Linked DNA regions of Homo sapiens: regions 1, 2, 3 and 4 are each linked to region 5. A link is a contact called in ENCODE Hi-C or POLR2A ChIA-PET data. All regions are on one chromosome and are shown on one strand. The core of a region is the stretch at or near the end of the contact, and the rest is flanking DNA. Distances in the headings are between cores, read along the strand shown.

The links. A loop is a pair of places that touch in the nucleus more often than their neighbours do. ChIA-PET counts read pairs that join two places held with the same protein, here RNA polymerase II (POLR2A). Pooled maps may share reads with other maps.
Region 1: a map of naive thymus-derived CD4-positive, alpha-beta T cell shows a loop between it and region 5 (26-fold over the local background). The contact joins the promoter of CNDP2 here to the promoter of ATP9B in region 5. A Hi-C loop is called at or near these places in 1 of 168 maps with a recorded cell type or tissue (naive thymus-derived CD4-positive, alpha-beta T cell), 4 of 37 single-sample maps with no recorded cell type and 14 of 50 pooled maps. POLR2A ChIA-PET finds 5 or more read pairs at or near these places in 1 of 52 experiments (activated CD4-positive, alpha-beta T cell).
Region 2: a map with no recorded cell type shows a loop between it and region 5 (15-fold over the local background). The contact joins the promoter of ZNF407 here to the promoter of ATP9B in region 5. A Hi-C loop is called at or near these places in 2 of 37 single-sample maps with no recorded cell type and 13 of 50 pooled maps.
Region 3: a loop to region 5 is called in a map of CD8-positive, alpha-beta T cell, with 17 times the contacts of the local background. The contact joins the promoter of TIMM21 here to the promoter of ATP9B in region 5. A Hi-C loop is called at or near these places in 4 of 168 maps with a recorded cell type or tissue (CD4-positive, alpha-beta T cell, CD8-positive, alpha-beta T cell and naive thymus-derived CD4-positive, alpha-beta T cell), 3 of 37 single-sample maps with no recorded cell type and 16 of 50 pooled maps.
Region 4: a map of ascending aorta shows a loop between it and region 5 (9-fold over the local background). The contact joins the promoter of PTGR3 here to the promoter of ATP9B in region 5. A Hi-C loop is called at or near these places in 1 of 168 maps with a recorded cell type or tissue (ascending aorta), 1 of 37 single-sample maps with no recorded cell type and 13 of 50 pooled maps.

Annotation. Positions count from the first base shown.
Region 1 is chr18:74,494,227-74,498,631 of GRCh38, reverse strand. It overlaps CNDP2 (carnosine dipeptidase 2), which reads right to left and starts at 2,269. Exons shown (of 12, transcript NM_018235.3): 1 at 2,201-2,269. RefSeq lists enhancers at 1,161-1,260, 1,644-2,156, 2,714-2,983 and silencers at 1,754-1,803, 1,934-2,443.
Region 2 is chr18:74,595,040-74,599,231 of GRCh38, reverse strand. It overlaps ZNF407 (zinc finger protein 407), which reads right to left and starts at 1,362. Exons shown (of 9, transcript NM_017757.3): 1 at 1,295-1,362. It overlaps ZNF407-AS1 (ZNF407 antisense RNA 1), which reads left to right and starts at 1,397. Exons shown (of 2, transcript NR_024484.1): 1 at 1,397-2,804. RefSeq lists enhancers at 367-586, 1,377-1,586 and a silencer at 977-1,276.
Region 3 is chr18:74,145,668-74,149,887 of GRCh38, reverse strand. TIMM21 (translocase of inner mitochondrial membrane 21) reads right to left here and starts at 1,365. Exons shown (of 6, transcript NM_014177.3): 1 at 779-1,365. The coding sequence starts at 1,079. It overlaps FBXO15 (F-box protein 15), which reads left to right and starts at 2,054. Exons shown (of 10, transcript NM_001142958.2): 1 at 2,054-2,218. The coding sequence starts at 2,103. RefSeq lists enhancers at 1,115-1,204, 1,285-1,334, 1,365-1,484 and a silencer at 2,175-2,324.
Region 4 is chr18:75,207,805-75,211,773 of GRCh38, reverse strand. PTGR3 (prostaglandin reductase 3) reads left to right here and starts at 2,635. Exons shown (of 2, transcript NM_175907.6): 1 at 2,635-2,924. The coding sequence starts at 2,716. TSHZ1 (teashirt zinc finger homeobox 1) reads right to left here and starts at 977. Exons shown (of 2, transcript NM_001308210.2): 1 at 1-977. RefSeq lists enhancers at 866-1,160, 2,200-3,130 and silencers at 1,921-2,960, 2,986-3,161.
Region 5 is chr18:79,068,011-79,072,163 of GRCh38, reverse strand. It overlaps ATP9B (ATPase phospholipid transporting 9B (putative)), which reads right to left and starts at 2,770. Exons shown (of 30, transcript NM_198531.5): 1 at 2,635-2,770. The coding sequence starts at 2,753.

The sequences.
Region 1 (4,405 bases), core at 1,020-3,519, 4.6 Mb after region 5:
AAGGAAATCCTATTTAGCAGGACAATATGCTACATGTGGTGATTTTCATCTGGGTTCCTGGTTATTAAATGCCACAAATCCCAAGCTCACTGTGGTACATTCTCATTAATATTATTCTCTTGTAGTCAAATTAACCAGTGGCATTGTAGCTAAAGTCACTCAAAAATATAGTCACGTGCCACATAACATTTCCATCAACAACAGCGGTGGTCCCAAAAGATTATAATGGAGCTAAAAAATTCATTTTCTGTCTAGATATGTTTAGATACACAAATACCTACCACTGTGTTACAACTGCCTACAGCATCCAGTAAAGGTACATGTACGGGTTTGTAGCCTAGGAGCAATAGGCTACACCATATAGCCTAGGTATGTAGGAGGCTGTACCATCCAGGTTTGTGTGAGCGCAGCTCAGGATGTGCACACAACAACGAATCGCCTAACAATGCATTTTCTTGGAATGTATCCCCATCCTTAAGCAACATATGACTGTAATTATCTAAGTTACGACTTTCACTAAAAGAGAGGAAACAGGGATCAGATTGTTCCACCATCAGAGATGGGCTAAAAAGCAACTCCTGTTAATCACTCATCCAGTCAAACCAGGCTAGGCCAGGTTCCAGTTTCTCCTCCCATTCACACTTCTGGGTTACTCCTGTTTCACTTCCCCCCACCTCCCCCGTTACAAAGCCATTAAATGGAACCATTTTTATATGCTCTGGAGAACACCACTAATTAAGGTAAAAGCAGTATGCTGATTTAAGCAAAAGCATTATCCTTTTAAATGACACCTCACTCCCCTCTAAAAATCTAAAGTTCATACGGAGTAACTTTATTTATTTATTTAGAGACAGGTTGTCATTCTGTCACCCAGGCAGGAGTGCATTGCTGTGATTTTGGCTCACTGCAACCTCTGTCTCCCAGGCTCAAATGATCCTCCTGCCTCAGCTTCCCAAGTAGCTGGGACTGCAGGTGCGCACCACCACACCCAGCTAATTTTTGTATTTTTTGTAGAGACGGGGTTTGCTCGTGTTACTCAGGCTGGTCTCGAACTCCTGGACTCAAGCGATCTGTCCGCCTTGGTCTCCCAAAGTGCCGAGGTTACACACATGAGCCACCATGCCTGGCAAGGGAGTAACATGATTTAAATGTTGAGACTAGTGGAGGGCAGGAGAAATTGCTGTGGCACCTGGAACCGTCAGTAGTACACACAAATGAGTCTTCTAGTTCTGAGAATCTCAGTCCCTGTCCCTTGATAATTGAAGGCATATATAACACAAATAACTGAATCACACCTTCATGTCTGATTAAGAACCAATAAAAGAATCTCCAATCTGCCCAAGCTAGAACTTGATCCCTAAGCATAATGTGGACTTCTCTTCCTCCACTCCTGCCTGCAAACATTAGGGACAAGGAAGGTATTGGTAGCAGGCCCCGGGTTCTCCGCCTCTTCCTGCAGTCTATGCTTGGATGATCTACGGAATCTGACCTTGGCAGGCGGTGGGGAGTTTGGTTTGGTGGCCCTGTCTGTGAGGACCAAATATTGTCTCTATTTCACAGATGAGGAAACTGAAGCCAATTGAATAAGACACCTGCCCCAGACCATCAAGCTGGCATGGGAATTTTGTCTCCCCTCAGACGCTTCCTCCTATAGCCTTAAACGCTGCCTCAAATGCTGGCGGGAGCTAGGGACGCTGTCCAGGGCCCTTTGAACCTGGGAGGCTTCTGTCCCGCCACACTCCCCACCCCAGGTCTCCGGGAAAGGGATCCGTTGGAGAAAGGCTGGAGTTCTCAGCAGGCCCCTGGGGAGGGGTGTGGCCTGACCAGCGCTCGGCTCCCCGCAACCCCATCTCCAACCCGGGTCGTTCCACTCGACTCCACCAGGGAGGGCCACGCAGGCTCAGGCCAAGTGCGCCGCCCAGCTTGTCCCTGCGTACCGGGGACGCGCTCGGCGCTGCTGGGACACGAGTGGCCCGGAGGTGCGAGAGGCCCCGGGGCCATGGCCGTCACGGGCCTCCGCCCCCGACCGCGCGCTCGGGAACAGCCCGGACACCATTGTTCCCGCCTGGCTGCGGCCGGGCGCCCCACGCTCCCCCACGAATGAGGCGTGACTCTCGCCGCTGACCCGGGTCCTCCCCGCCCAGCCCGTTCCCAGCTCAGGGCGCCCACCCGGGAAGGAAGGTCCATCAGGAAGACCCACCTGGGAAGGAAGGCCCACTAGGCAAGGCCCTGTTACCAGCAGCAAGCGCGGCGCCGGTTCCGTACCACGTGTCCCGGCCACGACCCCCGGCGCTGGCCCGCCCCGCGGTCGCCCTGGCCACCAACCCCGCCTTGTCCGGAGGGCAGGCATCGCCACGCCCCCGCCACGCCCACCAATCCAGCCACAGGCAGAGGGGTGGTGTCACTCTCTCCCCGCCCCATTTCCGCCCTGAGCCAGGTGCGGAAGGTGACGTCACCTCTCCCAGCTCCATTTCCGTCCCGCCCACCAATCCCGGCCTGGTCCACAAGGCTTTCGCCTCGTCGCCCCTCCCCGACGGTAGACGGGGATGTGGGCGTGGCGAGGGGGCGGAGATTTCGTGGGTTGGGATTCAGGGGAGGCAGGGCACACGGGAGCGCGTGTCCGGAGCTGTGGGCTTGTGCTGTGCTTCCCGGTTGCTCTTGGGTGGGCGGGGGGCCTGGTGCTTCAACGGTGGGGTCCGAGAAGTCGCCTGCAGTGCGGCAATGGAGTCCAAAACTAGGGGGCCCTGACTCCACCCTCTGATCTCCCAGGCTCCGGAGGTCCCACGACGCTCCCATTCCCTTGCGCATCCAGCACTGCACTTTCCGTTGCGTTTCAGTCCCGGCGGAGTCGGGGCACGGACTCCTGCGGGTCACACAAGCTCCAATGAGAGGTCGGTCTGAACTGGATTAGGAAAGCGTTCGCCAGCATCGTTACCAGTAGTGGAAATATTTTAGTATTTGTGTCCCATGACCCTAGGAACTGATGAAGGAAGCAGAGCCAGCACCGTGTTTGAGCGTCTGCGACAGCGCTTTCCTTTTTAATCTTAACAACAATTCTTGGGGGTAAAATTGTTATTCCCTAGTCTGCTCACTTTTCCAATAGAGTGTTCTCAAAAGACTTTCTTTAAACTTGTACCACTACCACATTCTTTAAGGAGTGATGGCTCGGGAGTTATTATTTTTTAAAAATGAATTTAATAGTTGTAAGAGATGTATACGTTCCCACATAAAGTAAAATGTTAAAATTGTCTCCTCCCTTAAAATTTACATGGTTTGTTTCCTCTTTTTATATTTATTTATTTATTTATTTATTTATTTATTTAGAGACAGAGTCTTGCTCTGTTGCCATGCTGGAATGCAGTAGCCCAGTCTCAGCTCACTGCAAGCTCCGCCTCCCAGGTTCAAGCCATTCTGCCTCAGCCTCCCGAGTAGCTGGGACTGCAGGTGCGCACCACCGCACCCAGCTAATTTTTGTATTTTTAGTAGAGACAGGGTTTCACCATATTGGTCAAGATGGTCTCGATTTCTTGACCTACTGATCCACCCGCCTCAGCCTCCTAAAGTGCTGGGATTACAGGCGTGAGCCACCCCGTCCCCCCCATCCCTGCCTCCTCTTTTATTTTTTATTTCTATTCCACATCCCTCATAGAATTTTGTTAAATGTAACATTTTTATACTTAATAGTCTTACTCATATCCTAATCATTTCTCTACAACAGACTATGATAAAAATTTAAATTAATATTTACTTTGCTATAACCAGATGAGATTAGGCATGTTCAGGGTGGTATGGCCATAGACACTTTGCTATAACCAAAAAGCTTTAAGTATTAACATTTTTTCTTCTGGATTAAATTCTCATAATAATTATTGTACATGAATGATAAAAAGAAAAAACTATATTACACATTTTGCAAACATTGCAAAAAGTAAACATTGGTGGAAGATACATCCTTTAATCATATCTACTGGGCTTTTAAATAAATTCGTTCAGGTATCCATAAATGAGATTATTGCTGAAAAGAGGGTTTGGTTAAAAAAAAAAACAAAACACACACACACACACACACACATATGTATATAGCAAAAAGAAGTGATTTAGAGTAGAAGCCATAACACACTACTGTTACCAAAATTTAATAGGCTCAAGGTAAGAATAAATAATGAGCAAAGAAGTAGTTGAGAACTTTAGAGCAATCAGATGCTTCAGTCCAAGTGAAAACATGAAAATGCATTTGCAGTACTCAGTGTTGAAGAAGTTGGTGAACATGTTTCTCCTATGAATCTGAATAAATGTTAAGAAAATACAAAACACAACATTTACCCTTAATATAGAACCCTGTTACCTGGAAATATGTTAATTGTCATTATTCCCCTGGGAACAATGTTAAGTCAGTACCTGATCA
Region 2 (4,192 bases), core at 113-2,612, 4.5 Mb after region 5:
CCAGTAGCAGTAATTTTGTATATAGCAAAGTGAGTCTCAGTTTGTAAAAAGGGAATAATTCCTACTACACAAGATTGCTGTACTAAATGAAGCACAGTGAGTATGCCAAATGACATATAAGCTCTTCTTAATAAGGTTCTGATGAGTATATGTTAGGGCCCCTGTCTACAGTGTTCTAAATGGACCAGCACTTCACCACAAAACAGATACATACTACGACTAGGATGTCACCAGGCATAGACTGCAAAGCTGTAACTCAAATCACTATTAAGACTGTAATTACTTATAAAAGTATTCTACATGTGTGTCCACGGATGTGGGATGTCCTATTCCAAAACTCCCCAATGAAATAAATGGCTACTCAAAACCCAGCGCAACCGACAGAGGTCAGCGGCCACTGCACCCCGCCTCCACCAGCTTAAACTCCAGAAGGAGGCCAAGCACCCAGGGCGTGCTAGCTGGCTGGAAAGAGGTGAGCATCTACTGAGAAACCCACTGCTGCCCGCAGCGGTGTCAGGCAGCCGCGGGTCTCCCCGCAGTGGCGCAAAGCGAGCTGAAGTCGGGAATGGCTAGGACCCTTCGCTGCCACCGCGGTGCTTTCGGCCACCGCACTTGTGTGCCCTCCGCCCGCCCACACCAGCGTCGCTTAACGGAAGAAGGCGCGAGTAGCAGCGGCGCAGCCAGGGCACCTGGGGGTGACACGAGAGTGGGCGGGCGGTCCAGGGAGCCCCTGCTGGAAACCAGACGCTAAAGCTTGCAGCTGTGCAGCTAGGGGAGCATCTGTTTTCCACTTGAGAGCAACCCGGGCACGCGAGAACGGCCCGATTTCGGTGCAGGGGTGCGTCCCGAAGGAACGGGGGACTGTTTCTGCGCGGACAGGCGAACCCGGCAGGGGAAACCGAGGCCACGCTAGGTCCGCAGCCCCGAGGTGTCCACAAGAGCTCCGCTCGCGCAAGGGCGCGGAGCGAGGCTGCCCGCGGGACCGGCCTGCGGAGCGAGCGGGTGAGAGGGCAGGGCGGCAGCTGGGGCCTGGGGGAGGAGGGCGGCGAGGCAGCGTGAGCGAACGAGCGAGGGTGTGTGTCCGGGCGTGAGTCTGGGCGGGTGTCGGGAAGGAAGGCGACAGGGAGGGGCGGAGGCGGGGGGAGGGGGGAGGAGAAAGAGCGAAGGGCCCAGACGGGGCTCTGGGCGCCCAGCCGCCCGGCTTCGAGCCCTCAAGCCACCGCCCCCAGGCCCCGCGCTGACGCTGGACGGTCCCCGCCTCCAAACCCCCCGCCCCGGCCAGAGAATAACTTACCTGTTTGGCGACGGAATCGCTCCTGCTCGCCCCTCTGACTGACTCCTCCGGCTCACCGTCTTCCCTTTGGGAGGAAGAGGCGGGACATCCTGTTTCTCCGTCGAAGGACTTCCGGTGGCTTCCAAGGCGACTCCGTAGTGGATGCAGCGCCGGACGCCACAGCCGAAAAACAGAATCTTGGAACTGGTTTAGTACAATCCAGGTCGAGTTCCTTGTTTTTTATCCGAGTGGCCGGCAGGCCCATGTGCTGTCTTGTTTTTAACACATCAGCTCTTGCCGGAAGCCGCTAAGAGATAAAATAGGAAGTCCCACCCTTCCCTTAGAGAAGGAAAACGGAGAGCCGAAGGAGTCAATCTAAATTCGATGAGCGCGTCGGGCTCCAAGGCAGGCGCTGTCAGCCCGGGAGGGCTGTCTGGGATTTCTAGAGGGTCCCAGAACGGGTTCTTCCCAGGCCGATCCCGCCTGCTTCCTGCCCCGTCTCTCCACCCGCCTCCCGCCCTCTGTAAGGGACCCCGAGGGCGGCGCCGGAAACACGGAGAAGGCCCAGAACGGCGCGGGACCCGAGAGGCCTACGTTGGCAAACGCAGCCCGCTGCCCCTTTGCTCGCTTCCCCCGGGCCTGGAGTGGCTCCTGTCGCTTCTGGCGCTCCGATTTCGAGAAATGACTTTCAGCTGTGCAAGGCGAGAATGCTACTTTAGATGATGAGAAAAAATCTCTCGAATGGCTCCCAAAATGAGGTCCTTGTTTAAGAGGCCACAGGAAGCCGCTAGCCGAACTCTGATACCAAAGAGGAGGCCAAGAAGCGGACTGTGGCTTGGTGACCTGTTTGGTATTGCCAAATTTTCAGCTTTTATTAAAGCTGAAACACCTTGGCTGTTTAAAACGTTCGACAAGGACTTTTTTATGAACGTTAACGGCACAGCATACGGGTTTTTTGGAAAAAAAAAAAGGCAGGACTTCAGCCCGTCCGCCCCCTTGTGCAGGTCCATTCATGAACCTCGAGTTAGAGGCCTTTCTTCTGAAACTCAGAATCTAGTAGGGAAGACCTGTGTAGACGAATAAAAATAAATACATCACAGCTTGTTAAGTGCTGTGACAAAGAGGCAGTGAAATCCTGCTTGAGGTCATCTGCCTTGCTAAAGAGGTTTGACTATGTTGTAGGCACAGGGTTAGGGTTAGACTCTGTAATGGGAAGTTATGTGATCAGATTTCTGTTTAGGAAGATCACTGGCCAGGCGGGGTGGCTTACGCCTGTAATCCCAATACTTTGGGAGGCCGAGTCGGTGGATTGCTTGAGGCTAGGATTTTGAGACCAGCCTGGGGAAACCGCGTCTCTACTAAAAATTTGAAATTAGCCAGGCATGGTGGTGCGAGCCTGTAATTCCAGCTACTTGGAGGCTGAGGCGGGAGAATAGCTTGAACCCAGTGGCGGAGGCTGCAGTGAGCCGAGATTGCGCCACTGCACTCCAGCCTGGGCGACAGAGCGAGATTCCGTCTCAAAAAAATCATTGTAAGTAATTGGATTTTTGTGTGTGTGTGATGTTCTGAAGATAGGCTTTCTAGGCCAAATCGTCACTCAAGGCCAATTCGAACACAATTCAGTTTAAATCAGAATACATTCGAGTGATAATTCCTTACCTTTTTAAATAGTTCATAGAAAACTTTTTGTAGACATTATCTGGTTTAATTCTGATTGTAATCCACATGAATTCTCTTATCCACAGTAAGGAACAGTAATTTAGAAGACTAATAAACTGTTCCAAGATCACACAGCTAGTAAAAGTGGAACTCAACCTAAAACTCCAGAGTCAAGCTTTTCCATCATGTAGACTCAGTTTAATAGTAATAGTTAATTAAAAATTCTAGAGAAAAATGTGGGAAACAATTTCCTCACAAGTGACCAGCTGCAAATGTTATTTGTATTCCATTAACCAACATTTATTGGGTGCCTGTTATATAAAAGATAAAACTGGGTTCTGCCTTCAAAGAGTTCACTTGAAATTTAAAATTTATGTGAAAATTTAGCACTTCCTACAGTGTTTTAATAGCTATTTCAACAGTGTTGGTGTTGTATGACAAGGTGATAAATTTCTTGACAATAACAATAGCACAATTCTGTATATGGATTGGGCATTCTGTGATCTTTGGGTGATTTATCTTGCTACCTTTCTTACCTTGGGGGTTTAGTTAACACTTATGTTCCTCCCCTGAGCAGTGAAGTAAAATCTAAGTTTATGTTTCAGTTCTATTTTGAGTATTTTGAGTTACTAAGACAGGACCTTAAGGAAGTCAGTTTGACCTCATTTCCAACTGAGAGAGTCCATAGATGTCATTCAAGACTAATTTTCTGATTCTAAGGAAAAAGGGAAGTCTTTTTTTTTCTTCCTCTCTTTATTTTTGAATGAATAATGCTTGACATGGACAACACAGACTTTTAGTGAAGACAGAGAGTCCTAGTGATGAAACCACCTTTGCAAAAATTACAACTGAGAAAATTATGACAGTGAAAGAGATCTGACCTAACCAATTCCATCTTGCTTCTAAACTCTGTCCTTGTTCATTCCTGGGCATAGGCAGAACTAACTCTGGAAGGAACTTAGTTTATAGTGTAACTTTGAAACAAAGATGATAACAGCTCATTCTGAAAACAAACCCCTTTCTGGCCTGGGGACCAGACTGCCTTTTTAGGGCTAGCAAATTAGCCACAAGATTAGAAATTACAGTTTAGGAATAATGCAGCTAGAGGCCACAAGATTCTAAACCTCCCCAATTGTTCCTAAGGATAATATCACTATTGTAAAACCCAAGATTGGTGCTTAAGATGTTTTTCAGACCCCGCACTCATGGATCAGCTGGCATCACTCAGATGGATAAACTGGCTCATCTAGTCCTGTAGCC
Region 3 (4,220 bases), core at 116-2,615, 4.9 Mb after region 5:
AGGCCTGGTGTGCAGTGCAAGCATGAGCACTGTTGCCTGAGCCAGATGACCTGATGCACATGCTGTTTGCCACTTCTATGCCTTTCACCTCTGCATACAGGTTGTTCCTTCGTGCTGAACTAGTATGAATGAAAAGCTAGGTTTTTGGCATAGTCAGCAGACTCTAAAACAATTGGTATGATCCAATTTTTTGGGTTAAAAATTATTAAAAGGTATGTGTATGAAAGTGCAAAATGTTAAAAATAGTCATCTTCGTGTGGTATAATCATGGCGGTCTAAATTGCTTTGTCTTTTTTTTTCCTACAAATCACATGCGAAATGAAGACATTAAAAAAAAATCTTAAAATATCTGTGAATACATCTCTGACTTTCCCTGACAACTTACATTCCATCCTCCCTATTTTATGTTTTTCTATTACTGCAGGTAACATGTGAAAGTTTTCCCTACCAGTTATGAGTCAATAATCTCTCTCTCTCTCTTTTTATCCTATCCAATTACTCTTTATTATATGTAACAGAGCCAATATAACTTGAGAAAAATTTCCCAAACATAATGAAAAAAAGTTATATCAAATTCAAGATCAACTTTCACATCTGAGTTCCAATCTGTGAAGAAAACTGTAGATCTATATGTTCTAGTTCTAAATTATGTTTAAACGGTTTTTAAAAATTCATGTGAATTGCTTTTTCACCTTTAGCAGTGAACTTGGTATAAAAGGGCATTGGCAGCTCTTGTCATGTCTGTTGAAAGCCCAATCATTAAAGTACTCCTTTTTACCTTTTTGTGATGTTGGGACGGCGGTTCCCCCTCTCTGACTCCTGTGCACAGACACTTGTTTGCTGCCATCCTCCTTTGCTTTTCGGGGGCTCGGTCCCTGCGTCCAGATGGTTTTCTGGGTGACTCCAAGAATACATCTAGGTCGCAGCGTTTTCTTTTGATATTGAAGCCCACATCTCAAACTGGGCTCAGTCTTCAAGCACGCTTTGTTAAGCACGATGTATGGCAAAAGCAATCGCTTTGCCGAGGACCTGTGCAGCTTCTCCGTATACTGTACGGCTCGTAGAAAAGTACAAATCATGTTCACGGAAAATCGTTCCGCTTAGGGACGATGCTAACTACAATTAGGAAAGCTTTAGGGTTCACTACACATGCGGCCGGACACGTACTCAAGCCTATACGTTTACATTACATGGGGTGTTAGGCAAAAACGTCAGTTTCCGCAGCGTAAATGAAAACGAAAAGTCTCCAGGGAGAACCTGATGTCTACCTTCCCTTCTGTCTTCTTTCCATTTTAATTAACAGGCTCTGATCACCTTCTGGGCTGACATTCACAGTGTCCCCGCCATGCCTTCGCAAAGTCACCTGGGAAACCCCCGTCTTCCTGGGAATAGTAGTTTGAAAACCTCGCTCTTAACTGGGATACGGCAAAGAGGCGCGCAAAAGAGACTACATCTCCCACAATTCAAGGCGGCCAGAGCACGGCGCAGGTCCTTCCCGCGCCCCCAGACGCCTCCGCGCCCAGCGTCGGCGCAGACGCTGCGCGTCCCTGGAGCGGCGGAAAGTGGGGTGTTGGTGGGGGAATTGGTACCACCCACCCTACGTGGTTCAGGCGGGACTTGCAAAAGCCAAATTAGCAGTTACAATCTACGTGTTTTCCTGATCCTTATAGAGAGGACTGTGCACAGTGGGAAATACCCCCTTGGACTGTGGTCTTGCCAATTCCGCGTGGGCAAATGATTTAGTTTTTGCGTTTTACTGTGTTTTCAGAAAAACTGGACAATAAAGAGTCAGCAAGTGGGGATGAACGAGGCCGCTGCAAAGCAGGCACCGGTTTCCTAAATGGTTAAGCCGCGAACTTGGCTTGGCGCCCTAGGCGGCAGAATGTTAGGGGTGGGTAAGGAAGCCGAGGCCCGGAAGTTTCTAGAAGCCCGCTCTGTGAGCGGGTGTCTGGCGCGGTGCCGTCTGCGCAAGGGTGGGCATACCGTTACTTTTGCTCACGCGCGCATGCGCATAAGGGGTGTGGCGACGTGCGGGCGTGGGGGCGGTGCGTGCACTCTTCGTTTCAGCCCTGGCGCGGTCCTGTGGTGAACTCCTTGTCTCTATGGCGACTGGACGCGGTCGGATCTTGCAGCAGCACTGGCTCGGCCTCCAGACGCTGCGCGGGCCCAGCAGGGGCGGTGGCGCGGCCCGGGGGCGCGCCAGGGCCTTTGGGTGCAGGTGACTGTAGGGCCTGCGGGTGGGGTCCCCTGGCGGGAAGCCCGTCACTGCGCGGCCCCGCTCTCTTCACCGTGTATTTTATTCGTCCAGCTTGGCGCAAGGCCCGTGGCCGTCTTCAACGTGAGAAGGGTATGGAAGAACGACCGGAGGAAATCCTTTCTACCCTGCAACGTGGGGTACCCTAAGTTATGACACAAATAGAGTAGCCTCTCGGGGAAATATTTTTTCTTGCGGCGCCTGTGGCCGGGGATGCGCGCACCTGCCAGGACAGGTGCAGGTCCAAGAGGTCGTTTCTCCGGGATGCGTGCCCTAAATTCACGTGTGCTCCGCCCCTGCCTTCGTATTTTCGCTCTTCTGTAACCAAGAATCTCCCTTCGTGTTTTTCATGACCTTACAACTTAGGGAAGTAGAGTCTGTTCATCAAAACCTTATCAGTTGACACCCTCATCCCCCAAGCAGATACCTCGGGCAGGCAGGTTGGTCTGGCGGGTGGGGGGCAGCACTTTCTGCACCTCCAACGTCAAGGCTAAGTTGCCATCTACATTGCCAGGTCTTGCTCATCTGCTTTCCAGAAGCATCTTCAGCGTGAAGAAGTAAAATGAGCCAGTGCATCAGAAGTATCAGCATGCATAATGGTACCTTATGAAATCCCTCTCATTATATCGTGAGCTGTTCCCTAGCTGTGTACCCATCACTGCAGTTAGTTTACAGATGGAGGGATAATGCCAAGAATGGTTTACATTCTTGAGGATTATCTTTCTGCTTGTAAGACTCCTTGATTTATAAATAGGGAAAGTCATGCATATTTTGCCTTCTAATAAACCAATGGTCTATGTTTAAGCACACAAAGGGAGTCTATTACATACTAGTTGAACTACTTGTTTTTTCCCCCTGAATCTCCAGAACTATGTCCTGTGTCCTCTCTAGGTCTCCATTACTTCCACTTACCTGTTTTCAGAAGCCCAGCCCTGTTGCTTAGTGCTGTGATAATAGTTCTTAATTGAATACCTATAATGCTAGACATACCACAAGCCTTGTCACAAATAGAATGGTGACAATGCCTGCAAAAATTCTTTTATGTAGGAGAAAAAGCAGGAATTTAAATAGGAAACTTGAACTTTTAATCAATTTGCTGCTATTACTAAAATTAGTCTTTACATAGTGCTCTATTAGGGGGAAGCAGAATGATTTTTATATGATGAATCTTTTATCCTTTGTAAGTTGAGTGAACTTCCTGGATTGATATAATTAGAGGGCCTGTCATTATGCCTGGCATGGGAACCTGCATTTCAAGCTGATTTGGAAATGTATGCATTATTTTTGGTAAAGAAAAGTCCGCTGCTAAAAATAGAATGATTGACTATGGTCAAAGCAGGTGGTTATTTTAATATATCGCTGTGGAAAATTAGATGTTGTTAAGGAATCAGTGTTCCCTTTTAACACAAAATGTGAATATGTATAAATATCACAAACTGTAAGAAGTGTAGCAGAAAGCGTATTAAGTTGGCTTAATTTGTACCTGCTGTAATTTATTTGATTTGCCAGATATTTAAAATGAAGCACAGTCATTAGGTTTTTAAAATATTGGACTTATTGAAAGCTATCAGACAAAAACCTGTCACTTGAAAAAAAGTGTTTTCAAACTAAATTTATCTTGCTAAATGTATCAGTGTATGTCTACACTTAACCTTGTAGACGTATAGATTCGCATAAAAACATAAATAGAACTTGCTGATTTGTTAATTATGTGGACCTTAAAAATGTGCAATTGGGGCCGGGTGCAGTGGCTCACGCCTGTGATCCCAGCACTTTGGGAGGCGGAGGCGGGCAGATCTGGAGGTGAGGAGATCGAGACCATCCTGGCTAACACTGTGAAACCCCGTCTCTACTAAAAATACAAAAAAATTAGCCCGGCATGGTGGCGGGCGCCTGTAGGCTCAGGTACTCAGGAGGCTGAGGCAGGAGAATGGCGTGAACCCAGGAGGCGGAGCTTGCAGTGAGC
Region 4 (3,969 bases), core at 1,386-3,885, 3.9 Mb after region 5:
TTGGCCTCGTCCCCGCGGGCTCCGGGCTCCGGGCGCGCCGCGGACCGCGGGGAGCCGCTCGCATGGACCGCCGCGCCCGGGGCCGCTCAGGAGGCGGCGGCGGCGGCCGCGCGGCCCGCTTCCCGGCGCCGGGCTGCGGGCGGAGCGCGCGGGGCCTGGGCGCCGAGCCCGGAGTCATCCCCGGCGCGGGCCGCGGGCGCAGCAGCGGGCGCTCGGCGGGCCGGCCCGCGGCCCGCGCTCCATGCTGCCGCCTCCCCGCCGCCGCGCTGCTGCTGGGCGGGCGCTCCTCCCGGCGCGCCGCTCCGGGCGCTCCCCTGCGCCTTCTTCCGCGAGCCGAGAGTCGCCGAGCGCAACTTTCTCTCCCCCTCTCTCCTCGCTGTTTGGGGGTCGCGGCGAGTGTTTTTAGTGCGCGGGTCGCAGCTTTCTCATTGTGCGCCAGCGAGGCCGATGCAGGCTGTCCTTTTCCTCCCCGCACTTAGTCTAAGAGGAAGAAAGCAAACAAGACAGAGGAGTGAAGCCCCCGTACATACATGCGCCGGGGGGAGATGTCAGGCGCTGCTCCACCTTCCAAACAGTCACAGATCAAACAGTGTCACCCCGCCGGAGCGCCACTTGGTGCCCCGCGCTTCCACCCGGGGGGCTTGGCCGCCAGGATCGCCGCTTCTTCCAATGCGAAATCTAATGCAAACACATTTTGATCATGGATTTTTGGCCGGTCTTGATCTTCCAACAGAAAAAAATTTGAAAAATACACAAAAAGCACCCCCCCCTCCAAGAAAAAAAAAAGGCAACAACAACCCGGAGAGTGTGTGCAAAGGGGGTGAAGAGCAGACATTCACTGGGTGGGCGAGATGAGCGTGGACTGTCCCCCCCCCCCTCAAACTCCTGGGAGAGAGGGAGATGCACTCTCGCTCTCTCCTCTTTTCAGTGAAATATAACACACATTCGGATCGCAGAGCTTTCAGACAGTCTCAACTGATAGACAGACACATCGAGCTGCTTTTCCTGCTTCAGTTTTTACTCCTCCTCCTCTCGCCAACGTCACCCTGACAATTACAAATAGGTCTCTCACAAACCATACCTGTCAATCTTTTTAATTGCTTTGTTTTCTTTTTTTCGGAGCTAAACAATATGACAAAAAAAAGAAATCTTAATACAGCATAACATAAAAGATTGTACATTGGAGGAATTCATTCAGTGTTGTTATTGTAACCCACTGGCTGATACCGGGTAAAACCCATATGCTCTAAGTTAAGTAGACATTAGTTCCTGCAGATTTTTAAACCTGTTAGTTCCCCCCCAACACACACACATACACATACACACACTTGCACATTCATACACACGCAACCACGTGCATCCAAACTACCCTTGGGTGAAGCATGTCCTACATTTGGGGGGAAAAATATCTGTGTCGCTTTTGCAATCTCAGGTTGGGGGGTTAGATTTGGCTGGGGAGGAGCCCAGAGTAGCTTTTATATTTTGGTAATTCGTGGGTAACTGAAAAGCAAGATATTTTTAAAATTAAATTTTACAATTTAAATAAAAATGTAAAGATGGACTTAGTTCATCACAGAAAAGTGTGGAAATATTTAATTTGGCCCCTCTATAAAAAGTGAATTGACATTTGGTCCATGCACGCCAGTAGGGAGAAAACGGACACGATGGAACGACAGATCTTTCTAGCTGGGTTCGAAAATGAGGTCCTCACACAGCAGTGCAACGTCTCCAATTCAGTTAAGTCCCTCGGCATCCCCACGTAGAACTTTAAAATGTGTCTGTGCTCTGGGAATTTGGCCTTCTGGTTTTCTATATGTGTGTTCTCTCCCAATGGGAAACCTGTAACAGTCTTGTAGATCTACTTAAAACATTCATGGAAAAACATGAAATCTAGGCCAAAATAAATAAAATGGCTTAGTTCCTGCAACTTGCATGGGACAGACCGTGGACAGAAAGCACGCGCAAGGGGTTCCGGGGACAGGAAGCCACCAGCCTGGGGAGCGGGAGGCACTGGACATTTCCCCGCCCCGCGGTCGGTACGGGTGCGCGTGCGGCAGCGGCGGCAGGGGCTCCCCGCCCTGCCCGGGGTCCCCGGTCGTGCCCCGCCGCCCGGGCCGCGCTCGGGGTTGATTCGTACCACCTTGCAAGGAAGTGAACGCTTCGCACGGGAAGGGGAGGCGCCTGCGCCGGCCGCCGCGCAGCTCCGGGGACGCCCGGGGCTGCCGCCGGCTCGGGGCCGCAGACGACCGCGGGACGCGCGAGTCCCCCGTCCCCCCTTGCCCGCCGTCCCCCCCGCCACCCTTGCCCGAGAGGAGTCAAATCCGGCTTTTAGAGCTCGGGGAGGGTGGGGATATCCGGTGCCTCTCCCGCGCCAGGAGGAAGGGGGAGGGCGGAGAGGATCCTTGGCCAGTCTGCGCCGAGCAGATTCAAACCAAAACAAAAAGATTAAAGGAGCAGCGGCCGGGGCGGCAGCGGTCCCCAGGCCGGGACACCCGGGGTGGTGCGCCCGGGTTCGCGGGGGCTGCGCCGGCGCCGGGGAGGCGGGGGGAGCGGGAGCGGGCGACGCGGGGAAGGGGGGAGCCAGGGGGAGGGCGCCGGCCGGAGGAGGGGCGGACCCGCCCGCCCTAGCCGAGCAGAGCACAGCCGAGCCGAGCGGCCCGGGCGGGGGCCGACCCCGGCCAGCGTCGGCGCAGAGAGCGGGCGGAGGCGCAGGCCATGCTGCGGCTGGTGCCCACCGGGGCCCGGGCCATCGTGGACATGTCGTACGCCCGCCACTTCCTGGACTTCCAGGGCTCCGCCATTCCCCAAGCCATGCAGAAGCTGGTGGTGACCCGGCTGAGCCCCAACTTCCGCGAGGCCGTCACCCTGAGCCGGGACTGCCCGGTGCCGCTCCCCGGGGACGGAGACCTCCTCGTCCGGAACCGGTGAGCCCGGCGCCCCCCAACCCCACGCCCCCGTTCTCGCCCCGGGCTCGCGCCGCGCCGCGCCGCTCCCGCAGTCCCCAGCCCGCCCGCGTGCCCACACTCCGGCGCGCGCTCGGGCGCACAGCCTGAGTTTGCGAGATCCCGGGAAGTTGAACCCGCCGCCATCTGGCGAAGGCGAATGTGATGTGACTGTTGCTGGTGTGAATATCCGATGCCACCGAACGTCCTCATAACTGAGGGTTATTTTAATTTGGGATTCCCCTCCCCTCCTCCAGCCCTCCCTCCTCCCCCTCCCGCTCCCGAAATAAAACCGACGGGACCCAGAAGGGGAGGCTCCCCGCCGGGCCGCCCGCGCGCACCCACAGTTCCTGCGTTGACATAATCTTTAGGGTGGAGCGGGAGCAGCCTGGACGCAAACTGCGACGTTTAGGTAAACGTGCTTCGGAGGAAGGAGGCTGGGACCCGGCTGGCTTTCCCTGTTCCCTCCAGGTTGGCAGCCGCCTCGCAGTGGCGGAGCCTGTCGTTGGATGTGTGGGTGTGCACCTCGCCGGTGTTGTCTGCGTGCTGTCAGTGCAGTGTGACTGTTGTCTGTCCCCTGAGTGTTAACGACCGCCGCGTGGCGCGTGTCCCGGGCAGCTGGGCCAGGGTCGGGGTGGGGGCATGGCTGCCTTTGCCGGCACGTTTTGCAGACATTCAGGTGACACCGGGTTGTTGCGAGACCTTCTGGCTTTTCCATTCCCCGCGCTCCCCACCGTCGTGTTTCCGCCTCACTCATCTTTAGTAACTGGCGAAGCAACAGGGAGGAAACGGACCTCACTCTTTATCGGAGCCATGCCCGCTTAGGTCTTTGCTCCGTGGGTCCCTGGCTGCCCGACTTGACTGGCAAGGCGCTCCTCTATGCCCTCTGCAGAGGCCTGCAAAGTCCCATCGAAATGTTTACGGTGCTGCATGTGTCAAGTTGAATAATAATATCGAAAGGGAGGAGTAAGTTCTGACTGTAACTATGTTGTAAATTGTGTACTAGAAAGTACCGTAAAGTCCCTTG
Region 5 (4,153 bases), core at 1,521-4,020:
GAAAAAAATTAAAAAAAAAAAGAATTAGGGAACTTGAGAAGAGATTAATAGAATTTACACAATCTGAACAACACAGAGAAAAGAAACAGGGAAAGAGCCTAAGGAAATTATGAAACACCAACATAAGATCCAACTTTCTTAACACTGGAAATCCAAATGGAGAGAAGAGAGTGGGAGCAACTCTCCATTATTTCAACAACAACAAAGAGTAGTTGAAGAAATAATGGCTAAAAACTCCCTAAATTTATTCGAAAACCAAAAAAAAAAAAAAAAACAAAACCAAACATGAAATCCAAAGAAATCCATGATAAGACACATCATAATTAAACTTCTGAAAACTAAAGACAAAGTAAAAACTTGAAAGCAGCCAGAGAGAAATGACACATTATCTACAGGGGAACATCAATCTGAGTGACAGCAGCATCCTAATCAGAAACCATGGACACAAGAAGGAAGCAGCACAAGATTTTTCAAGTGCTAAGAAAAGAATGGCAGGCTAGCAGCCATGGCTCACGCCTTAATCCTAACACTCTGGGAGGATGACACAGGAGGATCACTTGAGACCAGTTGGGCAATATAGCAAGATGCTGTCTCTTCAAAAAAAATTTTTTTTAATTAGCCAGGCATGGTGGTATGTGCCTATAGTCCCAGCTACATGGGTGGATTGCCTGGGCCCAACAGATCAAAGCTGTAATGAGCTACGATCGCATCACTAACTCCAGCCAGGAGAACAGAGTGAGACCCTGTCTCAAAAAAAAAAAAAAGGAAGAACAATAGAAAAAGGGGAAATATGCGTATGTGGTATATGCAATACACTATCTTTATCATCATGAGTTTTATAAACCATATTTGATGACTGACACAAAAACTGTAACACCATCTGATACCCAGGACATGATACTTAAAGTGAGGACCTAAGTGAAAGAAGGGTTTCCACACTTGACTGGAAGTGGTGAAATACAGCAATACACCATGGTGATAAGTCACATTTGTATATTGTAATACCCAGAGCAAGCACTGTAAAAACTATACCAACACCTAATCTCAAACACACTATAGGGATACCAAAAAAGTGTCCAAGTAACCCAAAAAGTGGCAAAAAAAAAAAAAAAAAGAAACAGGAATCAGAATGAGAATCAGAAGAAACAGAACACAGATAATAAATGGCACACTTATATTCTAACATATCAGTAATTATCGTAAATGTAAATGGTGTAAATATGCCAATCAAAAGAGAATGGCATAGTTGATAAAAAATATAAGATCCAACAAGAAACTCACTTCAAATTCAACATAGGTAAGTTGAAAGCTAATACCATGCAAACATTAATCCAAAAAAAAGCATAAATGGCGACATCAATATCTAATAAAGATTTTAGAGCAAAGAAAATTACCAGAGACAGAGGAACATTAACAATGAAAGGAACAATCCACCGAGATGACAAAAAATCTTGAATGTGCGTGCACCACATGACAGTGCTTCAAAGTACATGAGGCAAAAATGGATTCAATCTGTGATGGAAACCTATTTTGAAACAGGTGGCACATTTCCAACTAAAGAACTCCTAAAATTAAACAGATTTACTAACACAATTACTGTTATAGGTAACACCAGAACCCACTTCCAACCAAGCACTGAAAAAAGGGCACCTTACACATGTTCTACTGTAATCTCCAATAATCCCGTAAGAAAAAATATTATCCAGCATTTTACAGATGAGGAAACCATGGCTTGAGTTTAAATAAGTTACCCGAGAGTAAATCGCTAGTGGGTAAACACTCAAATCAGCGTTATAACATTCCAGTATGTACTTTGAGCTATATGTTAGTCTCTCAAATGGCCGAAAACAAAAATTATTCAAAAACTCAAATTCTGAAGCAACTACATATTGAGTGAAATTATGTTTTCGACAATTCCTCTGGAATAAAACTTCAAAAACTATAAGAAGCAACACTTTTTAAAATTTTCTTTTCTTTGAATGAGAAATGTTAAATATGAGCTAAATGCAATCTCGAGTATGAAAGGTCTGTACACTAATTCTACTGCTAACCTGTGACCCCACTAAACAAGTTAACCGTTCTCAATACCCCATTTCCCTTTCGTAAAAGCAAAATTACTTGTCGACAAAAAGCACTTTGTATATATATGTTTAAACAAAAAGTGTGCCTAGCAAAGATATCGAAATGTCGAAGAGAAGTCATTTCAATAAGAAGTGTGTTTTTAACAAAGCAATTAAAAGTTACATCCGTCACCTTCACAATTCACAGGGCTACAAGAACAAGTTTCGGAGACTCTGAAGTATCCGAGAAGTTAGCACTTTTGATCCCCGTTTACTTTAGGAGAGCAGCCACCCCTCAACACTGGACCGCGGTTCTCTGCTCCCGTTCTGGCTCCTACGCTCGGCCCAGGCGTCCCGGGGATGCAGCCGCTCGCCCCGGCAGCTGCCCGCGGCCCTCACCACCGGCGGACGCCACAGCTGCGGCGCGCTCAGAACGCCAAGGACTCCCGGCTCCCAGCGAACAGATGGGGCGCGCCGGTAGCGACCCCAGACCCGCCCGGCTCCGGGTTCCTGCGGTGGGCTGGGGGCCCCGGGGAGCGTCGGCGGGGAACGGGGCCAGTGCCGCCTCGGTTACCTGCTGTGCCGGTCGGCTCCCGGCCTGGGCCCCGCGGCGCTGTAGTAGGCCGCGCGTTTGCGGTTGGCTGCGGCCGCCGCTGCGCTACGCACCGGGTAAAGCGGGATCTGGTCCGCCATGTTCCGACCGCCCCTTTCCCGCCCCTCCCACTTTCCCCTCAATTCGCCACCTTTTCCCCGCCCTCTCCCCTCAGCGCCAACCCCGGCTGAGGCGCCGCCTGCGGGCCTTCCCCGCCTCCGCCAAGCGGCGAGGTCCGATGACGTAACGAGCGGCGGCGCGGAAGGTGTGGCGTCCCTAGGCCCCGCCCTCGTTTGGCGTCGGCGCACGATGACGTGCCCAGGGTGGCAAAAGCGCGGCGCAGGAGGCAGTGGAGTCCGGGCAATGACGTCACGAGTGGCTAAAGCTGGGACGGGGGGCGTCGCGTTCCGAGGCCCCGCCCCCGCCTCGTGACGGGCCCGATGACGTCACCGATCGGCGGGGCGGGGCGCGCGTGCGCCACAGGCTGGCCTTCCGGTAGCGCGCGAGGGCCTGCACGTGGGTCGTGGTTCGACCCGGCGCGCTCTGGTCCGCGGGTGGAAGGGCCTCGCAGCCGTCTCCTGGAAGCTCTGCCGGGGACACGCGTGGGCGCGCGCGGCCTCCTTAGCGGTCCAGAGCCTGCGCTGCCAGTAGTACGCGCGCCCCATGGCTGTGTGGGGCCCCACGCGCCCTCCTCGCCGCGCGGCTTCTTGCTTCCGCCCCGCGCTTCTCCAGCCTGCCTTCGGTGCCCGCTTCCTGCCCGCGCCCTTGGAACCGCTGGTGTCTGTGCGTTCACAGGCAGGGTCGTGCTACGTGGCCCGGGCCCCCAAAGCGCCGCGACTGCAGGCGCGCCCACCGCGCCGGGCTGAATTTCCGAGATGTTCTTGTCCTGCTTCCTCACTGCTGCTTCCTTCTTTCTCTGGTTCTGGGTCTTTAGCTTGATTCCACATCCCCCACCTCTAGGCCCACAGCCTGCTGAAAAGTCCTATAGGCGACTGTCAGAAACGAGGTTTACACCCTCAGTCTACACAAGAAAGCAAAACGATATTGAATAAACGAATACACGGCTTTGGTTGGGTTTGTTTCATTTCCTGTCCCGAGGACAGCTCCCTTCCACCTCCATCACCCGCTGCAGCTGGAAGCCGGCAAGCTGATGCACCGCTCACCTCACGTATTAATGGTTTACTCACTTTGTGTTTTTTTAAACAATGTTTTTCTGATATTCCATTTTCATGACATATAAATTTTGTCTATGTGTTTGAAACACTGTTCAACATGAACTTATAAATGCTTTTCTTTTCTGTTTTTTGGAGATGGGGTCTCTGTTACCCAGGCTGGAGTGTAATGTTTTGATCACGGCTCACTACATCTTCCACCTCTCAAGGTTCAGGTGATCTTCCCCCATCTGCATGTATTACTTTTTCATTATAAAAAATGGTCTTTATGAATATGAATATTCTTAATTTGTTGCTGCCACTCTGATTGCCAGTTTGCTTCTCAGCTG